2 separate regions of the Homo sapiens genome follow, and region 2 is linked to region 1. The links are chromatin loops, found by intact Hi-C in ENCODE. Cell type or tissue: GM12878. All regions are shown on one strand. Each heading gives the region's core, and the rest is flanking DNA. Links, peaks and the distances in the headings are about the cores only.

What was found. Peaks named below come from ENCODE experiments on the same cell type or tissue, not always from the same donor. Only the 100,000 strongest peaks of a DNase experiment are listed, where the experiment ranks them.
Region 2: it touches region 1 in a loop (2.0-fold over the local background); 1 of 110 quality-filtered maps calls a loop at or near these places.

The regions. Positions count from the first base shown.
Region 1 is chr6:71,977,001-71,988,341 of GRCh38, forward strand. The region is part of intron 2 of RIMS1 (regulating synaptic membrane exocytosis 1); the gene reads left to right. Among named protein-coding and RNA genes, the nearest start is that of RIMS1, 96 kb to the left of the region's middle. In GM12878, for the core only: no CTCF peak of the experiment used is centred there; a DNase peak (open chromatin) is centred at 5,591; H3K27ac peaks cover 588 bases.
Region 2 is chr6:71,902,937-71,914,277 of GRCh38, forward strand. All of the region lies in intron 1 of RIMS1 (regulating synaptic membrane exocytosis 1), which reads left to right. Among named protein-coding and RNA genes, the nearest start is that of RIMS1, 22 kb to the left of the region's middle. In GM12878, for the core only: no CTCF peak of the experiment used is centred there; a DNase peak (open chromatin) is centred at 5,705.

The DNA of each region.
Region 1 (11,341 bases), core at 3,268-7,267:
TAGACATGATCTTCAGACTGCGTGGTCTAATGTTCACAACTCTGTGTCCTACAATAGCGGATGGCAGAAATGTCAGGGACAACACAAAAGAATGGATAATCCACTTGTAGACTGTTACCACCTCAGACACATCCCCATCATGAATATAATTTCTCTCAATGTCTGGGAAAGACCCTATAAACATTGGAAACTGGCCCACCTTTCTCTGTTTTGGGAGCTCTTGCACCCTTGCTGCTGCTGAGCCATGTGGTCTTTCCTTCACTGCTAAAACAGCTTTGGCTGAGAAGATAGCGTTAAAAGGAAGAGAAATGAATTTCTTCAACAGGTGGAAGAGTATGCAGTAGAGGAAACAATTCACTGCTTTTATGCAATGAATTGGCCTATTTATTCTCTCTTCAACAAATATTTAGTTTGTACTGTGTGCATAACATATTGCCAGGCCCTGGATATTATCATGAACAAAGCAGAGTCTTTGTCCTTGTAAAGCTTGGAGTATGGGAGGAGACAATCTAAACAACAAACAAAAATAGATGATAAAACCCTTCTCTTTTAACAAAGGCCTAACCTGAATGCAATGAAAGAGAGCTACACTGGGAAAACTATTTAGAAAGACTGCTCAAGGAAGGCTCTAAGAGGAGGTGACATTTAAAAAGAGACTTGAAAGATAGAAATCAGCCCTGTAAAGAGCCAGGAAAAGGGAATTCCAGGCAGAAAGGATGATGGTATGTGAAATGGTCCTTATGTGGAAAACAGAGTATCATGTTTAGGGAAGTAAAGAAGCCCAGAGAAAGCAAGTGAGTAGAAAGAGGGCAATGGCTGAGACAAGCAAGGGTTCCATCCTAGAGCTCTTGTGGGTCTTTGGATTTTATCTAAGACTTATATTGAGAAACCCTTAAAGCACTTTAAAGAAGGGGGAATCATGATCCAGTGTTGCGTAGCAAACGGGTTGTAAGGAAAGAGAACTTTTAGGAGACAGTTGTGGCAGTTAAGGCAAAATATAATGGTGGTCTGGACTCTACTGGTGGCAGCTGAGATGAAGCATGTGGAATTTGGCCACATGCCAAAAGTCATGAAGTTTTGAAAGCAGTGAGGGAGAACAGAGAAGAGGAACTTCTGTGCACTAAGGGGAGGAGGCTCTAATCGTATGTCTAATCTCTAATATGCTTAAGAGGGTCACTGTTCTTTGAATGCGGAATGCATATGTACATATTTTCTCATGAAATCCTAAGCATCCTACTATGGATGCAATTGTATCTTAAATGGTATCTATTGTTGAATACTTTAGAAATCTCACTTGTATTACTGTAGGTATACTTATATAGCACTTCAAATATTGAAGACAAAAATTATGTAAAATTGAATAAAAATTGAAAGACTGCTAGATTTTTCCACTTATTTAAACTTATTTAAAATTTTTTATTGTGATTTTTTTTACTCTGATAGTCTGTTGGGACAGAAGATTCAATAATTTTCTAGGTGTTTGGATACCCGTGAAGAAACTGATTTTTAAAATATATGCTAGATACAAATATTGCACCTTTTAAAAATATAGCTCATTTACTGAGTAAAATCCAGTCAAGAAGAAAAAGAATATGTCATATGCAAAGGATCTTTTAGTCATATATTTTATCATGAATGAAGTTATTTTTCTGAGACAGGCCTTCTCTGTACTATTTTTAGCCATGTTTATAACAAAATTGCATTGAGTCTTAATTTCTTGCTTCGTTAAAAGTTGTTTTCACATAAAATAAGAGATGTTTAATGTCACAGGCTATAGTTGTATTACCACCTGCAGTAGGGATCAATATCAATTTTCTATTGATATTAGAAAAAATGTCCAACTAGGAAAAAAAATGTTTTCGCATTTTAGAATAAAGTCAGTAGAGCCAGTAATTTGAAAATAGAGAATTCTAGGAACACTGACATTTCCAATTCATAGTTATAATTAGGAAGTGACAGAATTTTAAAAAATTGTGTGGCTTTTATAGTCTTCATTCTTTTTATATGATTTGCTGGCTTATGCAAATCGTTCTATGCCAATTCACAAAGTCTTACAAAGCCCCTTGTTCTGCCATAGCTATTTTAATGATAATATTGTGTTTTTCTCTTTCTGAATGCTCAGAGAAGATGGTGCCCTCTTCAATTTCTTGACTATTAAAAGCATTTAGTTCTGGAAGAGTAGAACTTAAGTAGTTCTACTATGTATATGTGTGTGTGTATGTGTATGTGTATGTAACTAAGGTCATGCAAGCCCAAGCAGACTTTTGATTGAGTGTATTTAATGGCAGCTTTACATTAAGCCACATGATGTGGCAACAGCTGAGATTTGATGATGCTTGTACTTGGCTGGCATATGGAAGACAAAACATGACCTATGTTAGTGGCTTGCCCCAGGGTCACCCAGCAGGACAGGGGAAGATAACTGAACTCTAGACCTGAAAATCCGTGAAATTTTAGTCATATACATGACAGCATTGTGTATTCCATAAAGTAGTATATAAATATTGTCCATATATTCTACTCAAGTAGCAGTGAAAAATCTCTACATTATTCATTTATTTTGTTAATTTAACAAATATTTACCATGATCTTACAGTGTACTTGACACAATTTGAGAATAATTTTTTTGGTCAATCCTCTCAAAACATAGACTGTATCTTTATCTCTGTATGTTTCTTATTCAGGGGAATGATGTAAAAATGCATAGAATCACTTTTTAGAAGTTTATATTCCATGACATACTACCCCATTATGTATCAAATGCTCCTTACTATGCATGAGTAGGGTAGCCAGGAAACGTGTATTTGGAAAATTTTCCTAAGTGATTTTGGCATATTCTCTTGATTTAGAATCACTGATATGTACCACTAATATGCTCAGTAAAAATGAAGATTAGATGGGATGGGTGATAATTTTATAAGTCAAAATTAATGTGAATATCACTGAATTGGACCTCTCTTTCAAAACTCATGTACAGATATTGCAAGGATAAATAAATATTGGCAATATTATTATTAGAAAGTTGCTGTGCCTCAGGGCTCAGCCTGGTTACTCTGTGAATCACTGCTATTTCCTCTGCTCTTCTACAGAGTCATTTGTCCAGGATGAGAACAGTCTGCCCGTGCCAAGAAAATAGTTGGTTGTTGTGAAAAAACAGGAAGCTTATAGCCAAAGGAGGCAAAATATAATGGTGGTGTGGACTCTACTGGTGGCAACTGAGATCGGTACCCACTGGCTACTGCACTAGTGTGAGAAGGAAGATATTAAATAAAAGAAAAAGATAATGCCTAGGACCTTGGGCAAAGCATGCAGTGAATTAATGTGTATTTAGTGGAAAATGATAATGGTGAATAAATGAATGCACTCATGTATTATATGTATAACAAATCTTAAACATTATTAATGTGGGTAAAAGTTCAGGAGTCAGAATGAAGCCATCAGGCAAGGGGGACATTGAATATATAGTCTGATTTGAAAAGCATATTTGGCCAATGAGTTGGAGGAATACAAACCTGTGAAAGGCAGTTGAGGCCAGTTTATGAATGTCCTTGAAGTCCAGCTTTGATAAATGGATTTTACTCTGAAGGGAGACACCAAAGTATCTGAACATGGAGCTATCTAGTTGAAAGGAAAGTTTCAGGATAATGAATTTTTCAGGAATATGCATGATGGATGAGCGTACGGCATTCCTGGAGAAAAAGGGACCAATTAGTAGATGATTAAAATAGATGAGACATGGCTAATAATAGTAAGAATAATGGCAATGACTCCAGAAAAAATGGATGAGAGAGACATTTGAAAGAAGAAACTGGTACGCCTTAATGACAAGTGGATGTAGTTATGAAAGGGACAAGTAAGAGATAAGACAAAAATTTTCTGAGATTTTGGGACTGGGAATTACCAAAGGAGAGTTAATAAAAAATAAGGATAGAAAAGGCAAGTACTTCTAGGGAATTACATTCCTAAAGTATGCATTTCTTTTCTGATTCCTGAGAGAAATCCACAGAAAAGAAGATTCTGTGGCACAGTGGAGAGAATCATTCCATATGGGAACATCAAAAAGAAAAAGAGCACACATCTAAATTTTCAAAACTGCTCACCAGTCTAAGTTCTGCATAAGATTAAAGCAGAAGAGTGTCTAATTTTAGCTTTTTGCTGATTTTCTATCAACTCTGGTAACAATAACTGCAATTATATGCTGTTGTGTTTTAGGCACTTTATGTGCATTTAACCCTCATGAAACTTTATAAAGTATTGTTACTGTCTCCATTTTACATATGAGGAAACTGAGGCACATAAAAGAAAATCATTTGCTCATGTTCATTTACCCACTAATAATCACATTCATTTACCCACTAACTTCTGGTTATTCATTTTAACTATTCAGGTCAGGATTCATTGGCAGCATTCTTCTTGCTCAATCTTGGGCTAGGATCTAGTGGGGTTAGAAGACAAGAATACCATAGGATTCTTAATTCAAATAATTCATTCTAATATGGTAGACATAATATATAATCAGTGAGTAGGTCACACTCTTTGTGGTATTCACCCCACATTAGAAAAAATTCATAGAAAAGATGAAAGTTGACAGAGAATGTACAAAATTGCCATTGGTAATGTTTTCATCTAAGTTTCCTTATTTATAAACCATGAAGGCTCTTCTTTATTTTGCTTGCAGAAAGGGGGTTTAATCTCTAATCCGGCAATACTTTTAAAGAGCACTAGTCATTTGGCAGTAAGTCGTATGCTATCTTGGGATATGTTTTCTCTGGTTGCCTTAGTTTATTTTTTTTTAAATCATTCACTTTTTCATTTCTTTTGCCTTGTCTCCCCACCTGCAGTGTTCACCTCTTGAAGAAAGAGACTGTATTGCAGGGAAGTCATTGGTGTACTATAATGCATACTACTAAGCTATGCCATTGGAACTTGATATAAATTGCTTTTTTTTTTGGTTTGAACTATGATTTGATTTGATTTGAATACTGAATGCCAATTGACAAATGATTTCAAGATGGATTATATTATCTCCCTTATTGATAATGGCAAACCAAGCCGCTAAACATTATGGAGTAGAGGATATGGAGGATCAGGGAGGAGAATAAAGGCATCTTTCATTTTATCACTTTGATTTTTCTAACTCTGCATTTCCATGCAATTCCAGGGAGCCATTTCCACCATCTATTATCCTTTGAAGCATTAAAAGTGTTAAAATACTTGGACTGGTTCTTTGCAGTCTTATTTTACTATGAGACCTTGTTAGTATGATACCTCAGCTGATAATCTTGGGCCACATTTATGAGAAATGTTCAGGCTTGGAAAACGTGTGACTTTGAGTTCTATTTCAGGGTGTGTGTGACTGTAGGTATTAACACAAAATTTAAAGTTCTTGCCTTCTACAGTGCATGCTACTTTACACATAAGAGTGCTCAAATATTATGTTGTTTGTTCCAAGTTTAAATGGAACTGAACTCAGTATTTCCTTCCACATCACACCCCAACAAACCCAAGCACAGTCACACTCATGCATCCTTCTTCACCTTCTCTCATCTATTTATGACATTTCCATTCTCACAGTCACACAGATGGGAAACCCCTGAGTCATCTTCAGCTCCCCACTTCCTTGTGTGCTCCCTAAGTGTAATCAGTCACTATGTCCTGTCAGGTCTAATTCTGAATCTCTGAATCGTCTCACATCTGTTCCTTCTGTCAGTTCTCACTCCCATCCTCATATTTCAGGCTCTCCTTTTTGCATGGGGTTGGATACCCCTTGGCCTTTTGTCTTCTATTCCTTTACTAGTCTAATTCATCCCACCCAGCTTTGCTCAGAGCACCTGCCCTCTCTGAAGGCCTTTAGGTCCAATAGTCCATGTATAAATTAAGTCCTGCCTGCACAGTGCCTGATTGTCTTCTCTTCAACACTAACTTCTCTGGTCTAAATGTTTTACAAAACCACAATATTCCCTACTCATTGAAGATGTCCTTCCCTTCTATTTCTACCCCGAGCTTTTGCCACTGCTTGTTTTAATATCTCACCCACTCCTCTTTTTCCACCAATGATAATCCTGCCTGTGACTCAAGTCTCTGCTCCAAAACAATTTCCTCCAAAACGTACTTGACCACCCCCTTCACCAAAATTTTTTCTTCCCTGAGCTTTGGTTATACCTGCCTTCCTAGAGCACACATTATGTTCTATTTGTGTGTTTCTTGGATCTGCTGTAAGTTTATGAGCTCTATTTTAGTTCTCTATTATTTTCCTAATTGTTGTAAAAAAGGGTCAATAGGTTCTTAAGTGGGATTGCATACCAGAATGAAACCACCAAGAGCGTGCTTATGCTCTCACTCTCACACTTGGTCTCTCTTTCTATTTCTCATTTAAATATTAAGTTTAGAGATTAAGTTATACAGGGAAAGGCCCAGTCAGTATTGTATAATCAGAAAAAAAGGGTTTTTTTTATTATTGACATAAACTTGATTTTTTTTTCTTTTCTTTCAACATTGGCATAGGGACTATGACTTTTTTCTTTTGAGAAAATTTGAGATTGTACAGCCAGCCTAAGTAAATTCTCAGTTAAAAGTAAATAAGTCATCAGATGTGGTTACCAGAAGAGGGATGTTGCAGAATACACAACAAGAGAAATGACTACTTGCCATCTTCTTTGTGTTTTCTTTCCAGACTGTCCTGAATGCTCAGATGTGGAGCACAGGGACTGATTTATGTTTTTTCTGCACAGATTTTATGTCTACTAACTACACAAAACTTGGGGGAAATAAATCGTGGATAAATTTTAAGTACAAATATGAAGAAGCTACTTACATAGCAAACCATCTTGTATATTTAAAAGATGTTCTTTCTTAAATTCCATTTTTATCATATTACTGTCTGATTAAAAAACGTATTTTGGTTTGCTGTTGCCTATTATGTGAAGCCTAAATTCCAATGTCTGGATTTCATGGCATTTATCTTATCTTTGCTAATTGCTATTATGTGTTTATCATAGGTTTCCACATGCTTTCAGTAACATTCTGTAACTTATGAAATATGTTAATTTTTACTTATTGATTGATTTATGTATAATCAATTGTAAGTATAGTTGGTTATTTCAATAGCTATAACCAGAATGTATTAGAGACAAGGAAACTGTATTTTTAATTGAACATTGGATTTCTCTAATATGTTTCTATCAGCCTGAGAAGAATGCAAAAAGGCTTAAAAAACATCTCTCTATTCTGAAATGCTAAATAATTCTTAGATGAAATAGAAGGAGGCACAGAAAGGGAAATGGGAAGTAAAGGTTGTGGACATGCCTAGAGGGACTCAAAGCTAATGTTAAGAGGATGATCTTTGAAGGAAAAGAAAAAAAAAAACTGTACTGCTGGAGCTACACTGTGACAAATAGGGCTGTGTCTCTACCTTTTACAGAAGCAGCAAATGCACAATCTTATGAAAAAAATGTAGAAACCACAGTGTTACTAAAATTTTTTATCTGGCAATTTATAATTTACAAGCCCTCAACACGTTAAACCTTAGTTAATTTTTTTCCCAGAGAAGAAGGCATTATTATATTATACTTTGTGCTTTGAGAAAATTAATGCTCAAACTGGTTGCCAGTACTTGATGGAGCTATTACTCAGACGTCTGTTTCCAGGTGCTCTTTTTATTTCATTGCATAGAAACAAGCAGAACATTGTAAGTTGAGTCCTGTAAGTTGAGATTGTAAACCTTCATATCTATGTATCCATCTGTGTATGTATGTATGTATGTATGTATGTACATATCTATCTATCTATCTATCTATCTATCTATCTATCTATCTATCTATTATGTTTGTATCTATCATCATTATTGCCTATCCATCTATCTATAAGCTGATGAGGGTGGTATAAAAGGAAAGTCCAACATCCTCCCCTTCCCTATTCCTTAGCACTCCTACACTCTTCCTCCTTCACACAAGCACTTTGTACTCCACCAATACAGATTGTAGTTCACCAGCACACAGCAATGTACATGAGACAGCCCATACTAGCTTGGGAGAGTCAACTGTTAGATATTCAAAAAGTTTGCAATCTAGTTTAAATAGGGCTATTATTAAAACTGAATTATGACTGGGCATCATGGCTCATGCTCGTAATCCCAACTCTTTGGGAGGCCATGGCAAGAGAATTGCTTGAGCCCAGAAATTTGAGACTAGCCTGGGCAACATAGTGAGACTTCTGTCTCCAAAAAAATTAAAAAATAAAACATTAGCCAGGCATGGTGGCGTGTGCCTGTAGTCCCAGCTACTCGGGAGGCTGCGGTGGGAGGGCCACTTGAGCCCAGGAGTTCAAGGTTATAGTGGGCTGTGATACACCACTGCACTGCAGCCTGGGTAACAGAGTGACACCCTGTCTAAAATAAAATAAAATAAAATAGATAAATTATATTAAAATAAAGGTAAATGCTCAACTCACCAACTTCCTAATTATTTTGATACATGTCACGGTCCATGCTCTTGAGTTATGTACGTCCATTATATATTATATCTTCATGATGGAAATACTGCACTAAACATCTTTTACCAATTCCATGTTAAAGTGACATCCTATTTAAAGTTTGAAATATGTCTTGGGTGGGAGTATTTACACCATGGAAATTGACAAACCCTATAATTCAGTAATTGGTACTTTCTTTTTTCTTTTCTGTTTTTATTTAGTTAGTTTTTGAGAAACAGCCGTTAAACATTTATCAGCAGACCACTGCAAACACACTCTGTTGAGTCTCTCCTTCTTGCCTTTGTAAATGTTCTTTCCTCTGCCTGGAGTGCCCCTCGCTATGTCTGAGACATACATGTATATGTATGGACACACACACACACCAGTAAACTTCTTTTAATCACTTTAACTAGTGTCATTTCTTTCCAAAAGCTGCTTATGCCTCCTAGGCAGGGTTAGTCTCTCTACTTTGTAGTAGTTCTATACTTTGAATATCTTTACTTTAACATATGTCATCCTTTATTACACTTAGAATTGCTAGATTTAGCAAATAAAAATACCAACCCTCATGAAATTTAAGTTTCAGATACAGTTAATATTTTTTTCATAAAAGTATGTCTTATTCAATACTTGGGCATACGTATACTGAAAAATTATTTGTTGTACGTCAGAAATTCAAACTTAACTTGATGTCAAGAAACCATCACAACTTTGGGTTTTGTTTTTTTTTTTTTTTTTTAATGTTTCACCCTCTTAGTAGAGAGATACTAGGTCTTTTCTCATGGTGTCCATAATGTCTAGCACAAAGAATGGCTCATAATAGGAAGCTTGTTTGTTTGTTTTAATAATATGCATACCATGATTTTTCTTATTCCTCGTCTGACTGAATCATTTCTAAATATTTCTGGTGGACAAAATCAGGAAAATGGAGATGGTGGAATTAGGACAACCAGATAGAAGGCTAAGGCAATAGGCCAGATGAGTGATGGCAATGTGTGATCAAGAAACTGATGATGCCTTGTCGTGGGGAGAAGAGCATGGATTATAAATAAGAATCTAGTGCAGAAACAACTAGACATCATGACTGGATATAGATGTTGAATGAGGAGAAAATAGAAATGACTCTGAAGTTTCTTATTTGGGCAATGGAGTTGATGGCACCATTAACTGAGAGAGAAACAAAAGATGTGTAGTTGATAAGAAGCAGTAGAAATAATTGAGGGATTCCATTTGGGATATTCTAAATTGGATGTGTTGTGACCAGGCATGATATGAAAAATATTTTTCCACCAGTCCAGTGTGGGCATTGCCATTAGAATGAATATCAATCAGTTGGAATGGGCAATAGCCCAAGGGTGCTGCTGTGTGAGAGTGCTTTTGACTCAGTAAAAATGTCCAATAGGGAATCATAACTAAGGGTCTGAAACTCTGGGCAGAATTTGTGTCTAAAAATTTTGGGGCTCCTGACTTAAGGTGACACTGATGCTCAGGGTGTAGATGGTAGCGTTTACAGAGTATTTGGAGAAGAGGATAAATGATGGAGCCATAGAGAATATTTATATTTACATGACATACAGAAGAAGTAAAAATAGTCAAGGAGAAATATGCAGAGTGGTTAGATTTTATATATGGTAGAGGTGATGGATTATCTTGCTTTCATGTCAAGCTCCTCCACATTTTTTTGGTAGAGCAATTGTTACGTTATAAATGATACTGTATAAACCTAGGGGCTTCTGTAAAATGTCATCTTAGTTCCAGGCTGCTATTAAAAAATGCTTTTGACTAGGTAGCTTTAAAAGCAGACATTTATTTCTCATAGTTCTGGAGGCTGAAAGTCTGAGATCAGCGTGCTAGAATTGATCAAGTTCTGTTGAGGACCCTCTTCTTGGTTTACAGACAGCTATTTTCATATGGTGTCCTCACAGGCGGAGAGCAGAGATAGAAGAAGCAAACTCTCTTGTGTCTCCTCTTGTACAGGGCACTAATCCCATTTATGAGGGCTCTGCCTCATGACTTAACTCTCAAAGGTCCCACTTCCCAATACCATCCCATTGGGTATTAGACTACAACATATGAATTTTGGGACGGTACAAACATTCAGTTCACAACAAATATCAAACACCACAGATACCTAGGGGCTTGACCTTTTGTGCTACAATAAGACTACACTTGGCTGGATCTAGTGGTTGATGAGAGATACACAATATCATTATCAATCCAGAAGGGTCGGCTACAATAGAAAACAAAGATATGTAGACTGGGAGGAAGGTGGACTTATTAGTCAAGGGTTTGAAGTTGATTGGCTGAGTAGCCTTTCTGGTTTCATTTTGTGAAGAGAAGAAAGGGCTGGGAATAGAGAGTTGCCTGTGGTGTGTCATTGATTGTGTCCTTAGAGGGCTTTTGCTGTTGTCATATTTCTCAAACTTGATAATAGGAGCAATTTTGAGTTGATGAGAAGGCATTTGCATTTGAACAGTGAGTGTTGTTCTAGTTCTGTTACTCAAGGAGTTTCTAAGGAAAGTAAGACTGCCAAAGTCCATATGGTCTGGAAAAGAACACCATGCTCAAATATGTGTGGGTCAGCAGACTGCTGGAGTTTTTTTTTTTCTTCCAATTCTGAAAGGATGCTTAATCATTTGTCCCATTATTGAAAATGTCACAATAATAATTATAAATGGTTCTTTGCTTCCTGTAGCAGCAAATCTAAATTCTTTCAGTTGACATCAAGATTCATGCTAGCCTGCTTTCAGTAACCAATTTTTCATATCTAATTGCCCCAAAATTATACCACCAGCTTTACTGAGTCTGAATCCTGATTGCCACATGGGCTCATCTTGTTGTTTCCTATTGCCATTTCCTTGTCTATCTTATT
Region 2 (11,341 bases), core at 3,260-7,259, 74 kb before region 1:
TTTGGGTTAATTCCATGTCTTTGCTATTGTGAATAATGAAGCAGTGAACATACATGTGCATGTGTCTTTATAATATGATGATTTATATTCCTTTGGGCATATACCCAGTGATGGGATTGCTGGGTCAAATGCTATTTCTGAGTCTATATCTTTGAGGAATTGCCACACTGTCTTCCACAATGGTTGAACTAATTTACATTCCCACCAACAGTGTAGAAGCATTCCTTTTTCTCTGCAACCCCACCAGCATCTGTTGTTTCTTGACTTTTCAATAATCGCCATTCTGACTGGCGTGAGGTGGTATCTCATTGTGGTTTTGATTTGTGTTTCTCTAATGATTGGCGATGTTGAGCTTTTTTATCATATGTTGATTGGCCGCATGAATGTCTTCTTTAAAAGTGTCTGTTCATGTCCTTTGCCCACTTTTTAATGGAGTTGTGTAAAACTCAAAACTATAAAAACCCTAGAAGAAAATCTAGGCAATACCATTCAGGATACAGGCATAGGCAAAGATTTCATGACCAAAACGTCAAAAGCAATTGCAACAAAAGCAAAAATTGACAAGTGGGATCTAATTAAACTAAAGAGCTTCTGCATAGCAAGAGAAACTATGATCAGAGTGAACAGACAGCCTACAGAATGGGAGGAATTTTTTGCAACCTATCAATCTGACAAAGGTCTAATATCCAGAGTCTACAAGGAATGTAAACAAATTTACGGGAAAAAAACAATCACTATGTAATCTTAAACTGACTTCGTTTGAGTAGGTTTCTGTTTCTCCCAACCAAAAGAGCCCTGATAAGGATTAGTAGTGTGTGTGTGTGTTTTTTTTTTCCCTACATGGAATTTGACTAAGTCTGCATGCATATTAAGTCTGCACTAGAAATAGACTAAGTTTTGAGTTTCCATGTTGAGACAAAAGAAAGATATTTCCATTTCAAAAATTAATACATCTGTTTTCATACATGTATGTATATATGCATGTACATATACACAAATTCATATGCAGTCTTCATAAATTGGCATTCTTCCAACAAGATAAATTATCCTTCCTCTTTTTCACATGTATCTTTCATCTAGTCAGTTTATGTTTTTGTCCTTTCACCTGGGATGACCTTGTTTATTATTATTTGAAAGGTCTGGAGGATACAGAATAAAGAATGGCATTATTTCCTTCAGATCTTTTACCATGAGGGACAGTCTGATACCCACAGTGTGATAGGGAAAGCTCTGACCACACTAGTTTGACTTGTTTCCCATTTCATGGTTGCAGAGTAATTTGGATTTGTTTTAGGCCAGGCCCCTCAGAAGCAGACTCTGAGATGGAGATTATTGTGCAAGACGCTTATTAGGGAGTACTTTCAGGATCAACACCTGTGTGGGAAGGGAAGTCAACAGATTGGAAAGTAGGAGAAAGTGGGCTATAATACAAATACAGTAAGGCCTCAATGAGTCCCTTGGGAGTTCTGAGACTAGCTGGAATATCTTGCTTTGACCAGTCACTGGATTTAGGCTGCCTGGGGAAGAGGATCTAGCCTTAGGAGAGGTGGCTGGCTTCAGCAGAGGGCAATTTCAAAGGGAAGTCTGATAGCTAATAGCATCCTGACATCTGGAGGAGTAAGACCCCAGCCTCGCAATGGACATCTGGGCTTAGTGCAGCATCCACTCACTGATTTTAGCTGAAAATTAAAATAACAAGTTTGGGAAAGCTAATATTTCTTAACTACCTAAACATTAAAGGAATTCACAGGTTAAATATCAAGTCAACTATAGGATGATGAGAAACCTAAGATTTATTGACAAAATGGAATATATAAGTCAACTGGTAAGACTGTCCAGATTGTGGACCTCTTTTGGGGATTTACAACATCATCCAAATCTTAAATTACAAGTCTATCTATAGAACACTTGCAAATGCCTGTGAGGCAATGAATAAGAGTTGTGGAGGGTAGTGACTTCACTGAGGACATTTAATTTGAAAGGTTTGGTTTCATGAAATCGTTAGCTCTATAAGATTTCATTTCACTAATTTTTTGTAAATAAGACAATATAGCAGGAATCTTATACAGTATTGAAGATATGCAATAATGGGATTTTACTTCAGTGACCTAAGTTATAGGGCAACTATGGCATATGGTCTTTGGAAAATTCCCTCCTCCCATTTAAGCCATTGTTCCAAAAACAGTCCTTACCTCTTCCTTTGGTGTGGGTGCCTTCTGTTAGCACTAAACTCTGAGGACTTTTTTTTTTTATATGGGAAAATAGAGCGGTACATTTTAGAAGATCTATTCCATAATTTAGTCCAAATATCTCCACTAAATTAGCAGTGTGTTTTTGTTAGAAAAATTAAGACAAACAACTTTCACTTCTCAGTAACCTAGCATGATACAACTTTCTCACTAGCATAGTTCAGTGTGAATCAGGTGGCCCTCTTCTATCTTGAAGCAGTGATCCCTGAAACACATGGCCACAGCTGGGGAAGAGAGGGAAAGAGCAGGTAGAATTAACATACATTATTGTTGCCATTGGCCAGGACCAGGCAACTGCAGGAGATGATAGGAAATGTAGGAGAGCACATGGAATATTTGCTGAGCACTAATTTCAGAAATTTAAGTTAGAATAATTTAATAAATTAATATTTTATCAATTAAGCTACCTGTTTCCAAAAATGTACCTAGTTTACTTTCCTTGATTTAAAAAAAATTAACTTGTTGAAGACAGAAAAAAACTGGGATGCCTGGGATTTGAGTGAGAAGAGCGTTAGCAGCCAGATCAGTGGTTTCCACACTGTGTCTGGTGCAGTTATCCCAGAGTGTTGGGGAATAATGTTGACTGGACAAGAAGGCAACAGGGCAGGCTCCAGGTGTCTTGGCTCTACACCCTACTGCTTGATTCCCAGCTCTCTATCTGTTTTGTATTTTGTGGGGAAAATGAGTTCTGCTGCAAAAAGAAATATCTGATAACTACTCATCTACTCTATCACCCTCCTTTTAAAGCTATGGAGTTTTACACAACCATCTAACCAATATTTTGGGGCTATAGGGACAAAGTCCCTGTCCTCCTTATGCCTGTACTCCAGTGTGTCCCAGAAAGCTCCAGTGATTTCCTAACATCAGAATAAGATCTAGAACCCATTTTTCTAACTTTCAGTCTGGCCTGAAGTGACAGTGAGATTGTCAACTGAGAATATTCTGAAAATTTTGGCATGGAAATGACTGTCTAGGGAGTGTCTTAAACAATGGCTTCTATCTTGGAGAAGGGACACAAACCTCCTAACAGTTATTTTAAGTCTAATATGTGGGCCTTGTTTGGACTTCACTTCTTTCTCACTTATAACCTTTAGTGTTGAGCAAATTCTCCTCTCAGAGTACAGTATGTTTGTTTTATAGCACAGTGTCATAATCAACAAATAACATTACACCAACAGCAAAAAGTGCTCATATGTGCACTCCTTGTTATTCTTACTTTGACTCCATGCAGTTGGTGTGACAGTTATGGATGCTATCCCTACTTTACAGAAAAGAAAACAGAAAAAATAATTTAAATAAAGGTTACACAGCACAAGTAGTAAATGTTCCACAGAACTGGGAAACAAAGTTAACTATTATTACAACTGGATACTAAAATGCAGGTAATAACTGAGAATTTCTCTAATGTAAACTCTTACCACTAGTAGTAGTAATAATTATTATGGGATGCATGGAGCGGAGTGCCTGAGTGTGTGGATTTCTAAATCAATGAGGCCTGGGTTCGAATCCTGAGATCCACCACTTTTACTATATGATCCTGATAGGTCATTTAAACCCCTCCCAATTGTCTTATTTGTGAAATGGGGATGGGTGGGAGGAGCAAATAGGATAACAATGGTAATATATTAAGAATACACTTAGCACAGCTTTTCACATGTGGGCAACATTAACAACTTTTGGCTATAATAATGATTATTTTATAACAATGTGAATTCAAATAGTACTACACACTCAGTATTCACATCTCTTTGAGTATAAAGACAGGTGCATCTACACTGTGTGAGCACTGTTTAAAGGAATTTTGAATCACAATTGGAGCTTTGGTTCTTACATTGTGCTAAGCCAGAAGACTCTTATTCATTGTAGTGATTTTAGCACAATGCAGTTACCTGAGCTTTGGGAATACACAGAAGTTGGGTGCTTTCTTTTGAACTAGGGTAGTAAACCTTCTTTTAGCAGCACTTTGGAATAGATTTACCCTGCATTATGCTTACAGATTTAATTCCTCACATTTGTTGTTTTACTAAGGAAGCATTTTGGCTTACCCCTCAGTTTATAATCTCATATGAATGCATGGGAATTTATATACATTATTCATATGGTCTGTCTTCAATGGAAAAAAATACCCTATCTTGAGTTTTTAGCATGGAGGAATACCTCCAACTAGGAAAACTCACTGTATAAGAATACCTTACTTAAACAATTAACAGATTTTTCACCCTTAATCAATGGCATTCCTGAGTAAATATTTAAAATAAATGCTGTAAAAATATTAAAAATGCTCTCTAAAATGTTGCTTGAATGTAGGTCTAATGTGGACTTACAGCACAGAACAGCTGACATAATGCTGACATTTTCACACAAAATTAGAAGTGATAGAAAGTTAAAAATTTTTCTAATATTTTAAAAATACAGACATCACAGCTCTACACCTTTGCTGAGATCAAAGGTGTAATAAAAATACTCAAAAAATAATCCAATGTGTAATAAAAATTTCTAACTATCAATACCAAGTTTTAGCTCACAGCGTATATACATACTTCCATAATACCGCTTATATGTCAAATTATCTACATTTAACTCATGAGAAAATCAAGTGCATGGAACAAAGACCTGTGTTTTGTTGGTGAAACTCTAGTAAGTTGGATATATTTTCCATAGCATTTATGAAAATTTTCTAAAAGATAAAATCCTACCAGAATTTTATTTATACTTAAGCTGGAAATGACTTAAAAAGGATTTGGGTAACCCTGAGAATTAGTCCTTAATTGTTTTTCCTTCAAATTTGAAAGTAAGAGACTTTTGCCTTTATTATAGCAGGCATTGCTAAACCTTTCACACCACATGGCATGAAAAGTGGGCAAAGTGTTTCTGTTTACCTTTTTGGATTCTTGGTTCAAGACCAAGGCTGGTCCTGGGCCCCTGCCTCTACCCTGACCCCAAAGAGGCAACTCCTTGGCTTTTAGTTTCTGTTTTTATTCCTTTAGGGAAGAATTGATGGCTAACTTGGGAGAAATTTAGTCACTTTATCTTCTTTTTTCCTTTCTTTGCTCTCTCCTTCTTCTCATTACAGGAGACAGAAATATGAGAGCCCCAGTGGGGAATTTTCCCAGAAGAGAGAAATGAGGCATCCGTTGGTCTATAATGCCAGTCATTTCCGGAGAGGAGTGATTTTTCTTGTCTGGCCCTTAGGGCTCTCTCCTGCTGGATGAACCCAGCCCTTTGTGCCATCTGCCTCAGGGATACTGGGAGGGAGACCTGGAGAGGAGTGGTACAGATAGGAGGTGGACACTGCTTCATATGAGCCTCCTCTACATGACTGCTCCTTCTTAGAGAGCCTTCCTGTCAGGGTGCAGTCAACTTCTCTAACTTTAAATGGGTGGCTGCATATAAGTATCTAATTTACTCATAGGCTCTGAGGTGTTACAGACAAAACGGTAACCCTGGGTGAGGCAGAAAGCACATTTAGAAAGGAAGAGGATGCTGCGTTGGCAGCACAGTCATTGGTAAATTTTGAACACCCCCTGTTATTTTCCCTTCAGCATGATGTTACAATATGTTTTGTTCAAGCCTAAATGAACCTTTTCATCTTGTAATTAACATTTTTACAGTGTTTCTCCTACCACCATATATTTTTGTTTAGAAAATTAAGACCCAGAGCCAAAGTCAATGAGTAAAAGTGTTTGTTTTGCAAAGAGTATGTATTTAAGCCTGTAAGAGATGATTAGAGAAAATCAACAATAATTTAATCTAAACTTTCTTGATTTCCTCATATATCAATATTTAGATTCTACTGTATTTCTTTTTATTTTATTTTATTTTGAGGCAGAGTCTCGCTTTGTTGCTCAGGCTGGAGTGCAGTGGCACAATCTTGACTCACTGCAAACTCTGCCTTCCGGGTTGAAGGGATCCTTCTGCCTCAGCCTCTGGAGCAGATGGGACTACAGGCACCCACCACCATGCCCAGTTAATTTTCTTTTCTTGTATTTTTAGTAGAGACGGGGTTTCACCAGGTTGGCCAGGCTGGTCTCAAACTCTTGACCTCAAGTAATCCACCTGCCTCGGCCTTCCAAAGTGCCGGGAAGTGCTCAGCCCTTCCAAAGTGCCCAGCCTGCTGTTTATTTCATACTTAAAGTTTTAAATATATTGATGAAATAGTCTTTTTCTAACATTAAGTGATAGATACCACGGAGTGTGTTTAGTGGCATACCTTTCATGACATGCATTTTGACATATATGAAGAGTTGACTCTCTGAATTCTGTGGGGCAAATTGACATCCAAATCACAAGTTAGCTGAGGAATTCCTTGATTCTAATCTTGATTCTGCTGTCTCTAATCTAACCCTCTAGGGTCTCTGAGTTTTCAAGAATGTTTTATTCATTTTAATTAATTAATTACTTAATTAAAATAATGTTTTGGCGCTGGCTTGCATTAGAAAATACAGAGGTATACTAAAATTAACAATAATTATGTGATTCTGTAACTTACTGCCAAGCCTATTAAACTCTCAGGAAGCTCTATTTTTTATGTATATGTCAGAGCTAGTTTTTAATTTATCTGAAGTGGTTTGTAATTATTGATAATGCTGATAATAAAATTTATATTGTTTGGATCAGAAAAAAAATTTAAAGTAGACTCTGCCTTTTATTAAATACAGTTTGGATTCTAAAATTTGCTTGCTGGCACAACAATCTGCGTATTGTTGGTGTGATCCTGTCTGCCCTCCTCTCATAGAACACAAAAAAGCAGCCCGGATGAGGAGTCAACTCACCTCTTTCTAAACGCTAATTATTTGCTGTAAGTTAAATGGTCAGAGGATGTCAGTGTGACTGTCTAGGTCTTTGTTCAAAGATCTAAAAGGTAGCAGGGAAAAGTTAACTCAGGTGTGGCAAATAACTTTTCAGTAGTAAGAACCTCTGGAAGGCTGTGAAAATCAGAAAGAGAGAGAGGTACTTATCTGCACACACTTTTCTCCTGGTCAGGAGAAAATTAAAAATGACTACCCATTTAACGTAATGTCTGTTAGATAAGCTGACAACCTTAGGTTTAAGTAGAAATACAAAAACTCTGCATTTTAAAAATATATTATTTTAGGAGGAAAGAACACAAAGTAAAACAAAGGTTTCAGTGTATTTGTCTGACTCTGGAAGCTTTGGAACACAGCAAAATATTGTGCATTCTTGGACTGGACATATTTTAGTCAATATGCTGACTATGGGATCCCTGGGCTGAAAAGAGGATCTGGCCCAGGCAGTGGTAGCCAGTTGGTATACAATGTCCCGTCCATGCGTACACACTAGGCCACATTATGAATACTGTCCAAATTTTATGACTTGAACATACTCATTCCTACTCACTTTCTAGGTCTTATCAAAGCACCTACTCCCTTCACTGTGTTCTGTATCCCTCATTATCCAGGATTGATTTTAGAGATACTTCATATATGTTTTTTGGTGATGTGTAGCACACATAATGTTGTTTGTGGAGAACCTTTGCATACGTACTGTGTGCCTCTGGCAGAGTGCACACACAGGGAACAAAGGAAGCTGGTTGGGGTAATTTCTAAGTGAGTTTGAATATTCCAAGGAAAGCATGTAAAAGGTGCCCTCTGATAATTTGAGCATTTACCCTGAGCCAAAGTTTAATTAATTTTTCACTACCTTTTGGCCTAGTAAACAGTGGAGAAGAACTTGGGGAGAGTTGGCAGCTCTGGAGGATGAGATGATCAATCTGGCTCCAATAGGAAGATTAGATTGAAGGAAGATAAAGGGATATCAGGGTGATTAAAGCTGTGCCAGGGTGAAGGTTATAGAGGAGTCAAATCTAATTTAGGCATTAGGTTCTAAAGGTAGAACAGTATAGAAGGTGCCACTTGAGTATTGTTGAAAACCTCTTTGGAAGAAGCCATATTGAAGACAAACATCATAGTACGTCCCACACAGGCAGTTTACCCTTCGACATTGAATTATGCAGTTCTGTTGAGCTCCAGATTCCATTGTTGGCTTATGTTTTAAGGGCCATGTTGCATTAAAAAATGTGTCCATGTGTCATTGAACTCATTGAATACCATAGTCTTACTCAACTTGGAGAGTTCATCTGTGGATGAGAGCCACACAAGAACTGAGTTGGCCCCTTGGGTAGAAGATCTTTAGGCTGATTTAGGGTAAATACTTATGGAGAGAATTAGAATGGTAAATGGACTTCTGCCCACTATTTAAAACAATTTTCTTATCTATCTCTCTGTCTCATGCATATGGTTAAATTCTTATAAGTTAGATGCTTGTATGATGCAGATGGATTGTCCTTGTGGTCACTTGGCAATAGTAAAGGAAAGAAGCTTCCCTTAGATCCCCATACTCTGGCCCTTGGTGGATTTAGCACTGGAAATATAAACATTCATTTAAATGAAGTATTTCTCTTTTCTCCATGGATCAACTCTATGGAAATAGGCTACTGTTGTTCTCACAAAATCTCATTCACCAAAGCTTTGAACATGCAAAAGTTTTGAGATCTTTGCTTAACACATATCAGTCTAAAGGTGAAGTACTGAAGGGTGTTTATTTGTTAAACATCTGTTGGTGCTTTCAAATTATAAGACATTGGTCCTGATGAGTCAGTATATAGCAAGAAACACATATTTCAGGTCTTGAAGGGATTTCCATTTTTGGCCTTGCTATTGTTTACATTTGATATTTCTTAAATTTGACCTCCCTTTACCTTGGTTTAAGACCCCTGGGAGTGAACTCCTATCAATGGTACTTGTGCTGAAAGGAGAAAATGCTTTCCCCTCACCAATGTCAAAACTTTTGTATTCAGTATCAAAAACAATGTTCTGAAATTTTTACTGCTTTTCTGTGGATATAAGATTTTTATTAAGTCTTCAGGTTCATATCTTGAACCTAGTCAGTTGAGTCAAGAGAAGAATTTGGAATTAGGTATAGAAGAAAACTGAAGATGAAGAAGTTAGCTTAAAATATGGAACTTAACCCTGCCTCTTCTGTGGTCTATAAACCTACATCAGAAGGAAATACACGTTTCAAAGAGGCAAAGACAATTCTCTTGTTTAAGATAACACATTTTTGAGTTAGTCATAATTTGTTTTGTTACTGAAACATTTGAATACAAATCTCTGATACCCAAATTAATTATTTCTCACCATTCCTCCCTTCCCTGGGCTATTTATTTCTTGCTTTGTTGTGTCTCCAATAAAGCAAACATAAAATACAGATGTAAAATGCTACAGTAGAATTTATGTAATCTACCTTGTTATTGCTGTTATTATAACTGCTATTAAATTGTAATAGTTTATAAAGCCTGAGTGTCTTTAATGACTTTTTTCATATGATTACATATTTATTTAAAATGTCATTGCGTTATTCTTAAGGATAGTTCCATAAGCTTCTCAGAGCAGTGACTCGTTGCAATGACCAAGAACATCTTAAATGGTAAAGAAGGTGTTCAAGAGGTCTCGATGAAACATTTGGCAAATATTAGACCTTAGAAATGAACACAAGCTTAAACATTTAATTTAATTGAACAAATATTTATTAAGTATTATGTGTCAGGTACTGAATCATATTGCCCAATAGAAAAATCTATTAGCAAAATAAATAGAATTTAAAGGAGAAAAGTATTTGCTGTCTACTGTGAACCCAGTGGCATGGGAAAGAAGGATTTGATGTTTCAGTATTATTTTGCAAACAAAAGACCAATACCTTTATTTCAAAATTCTAAGTAAAAACAAATGTGAAAAATGAGCTTCATGGAAGCTTCTTAAATTTCACGCACCATCCTTTGTTCTGAAAACAATTGAATCTAATCAGGTGTGGTTTGAACTTTTTAAGGCAAATGGACTCAGACTCTCTTTTTCTTTATTCAACCAAAAGCTCCTTTGATTGAATTACTAAATCTATGTATGTGCTAATGCCTTAATATAGCCCAAAGTTTCTATATTGTCTGTTTTTATTAAAAGATGTCTATTTACTTGAATATGTGAAATATTTTATCATTAAAATTAGTAATATAATTGTATGTTGTAAAATATTTAAATGTGGGTCTTATTAAAAAAGTTCCAGGGAGATAATTAGGCTTGGCACCTCAATCCATAGACAAATAGATGAATTGACATGATGCGAAAAGGAGGGGCTTGAAGGGACGGTTACTTGGTAGAGCACCAAATGTATTTTGACAGACACTAAATGCTTTTTATAGACAATAATGTTGTTTTGGGAAAATCAGTTTATCTTTTTATAAGTTTTGCAATCTACTTGAATGTGCTTAAAGAATATATTTTATATTTCTCCTGCCCCCGCCCCATCTCTTTGTCTATACTGGGAATTCCATAATGTAACACCCTTAAATAGAAAACAGTTACAGCTAATCCTATTTAAAATGGTTGCTAAGGGACTATTCATAGGAGCTTAGAAATGACTCAAGATCTCCCTTTAAGGAGTAAAGCAGGAAAAGTAAAGAAAAGAACACTTCTAGGAAGAATTTTAACATATGGGTTTGTGTCATGTGGTTTCTGGTATGTAGGATGTAGGAATCATTTCCCAATCTGTGAGTTCCAGGCCTTCCATTGAGCCCTGAACCTAATGCCAGCACACTTCTCTCTCCTCAACTCCTGAGGACACCCCTGGGCAAATGGGGCTACACAGCTGGGGTTAGGGTAAGAAGGACACTTCCTTTCTCTACAACTCAGGTATGGTAGAAAGTGACCTTATGATAGCTAAAAGAGTATCTATAGCACTACTAACCAACTCCTTCAGAAGAAGAGCCAAAGTAGTCATTGGGGTGTGGTGGGGAATAAGGATAGCTGACCAGCTGTACTCCACTCTTTACTGCCCATTTTAGGAAAGGCAGAGTCCTATTTCATTGTGCTCTGAATGTATGACTTCTGCTTTTCCTGTTTCAGGATGAATGTGCAATATATAGTTTTCCCTTCATCTATGAGAGTGACTTGTATATTTCTTTGTGAATAGGAAAATATGATCCCAGGGTTTGCCATGTACCAGGCAGATTATGCTTCTACTATAAACAATGTTTTCTCTCTTTTTTTTTGGCCAGTTGCAAATATTCATAAGCTTATAAG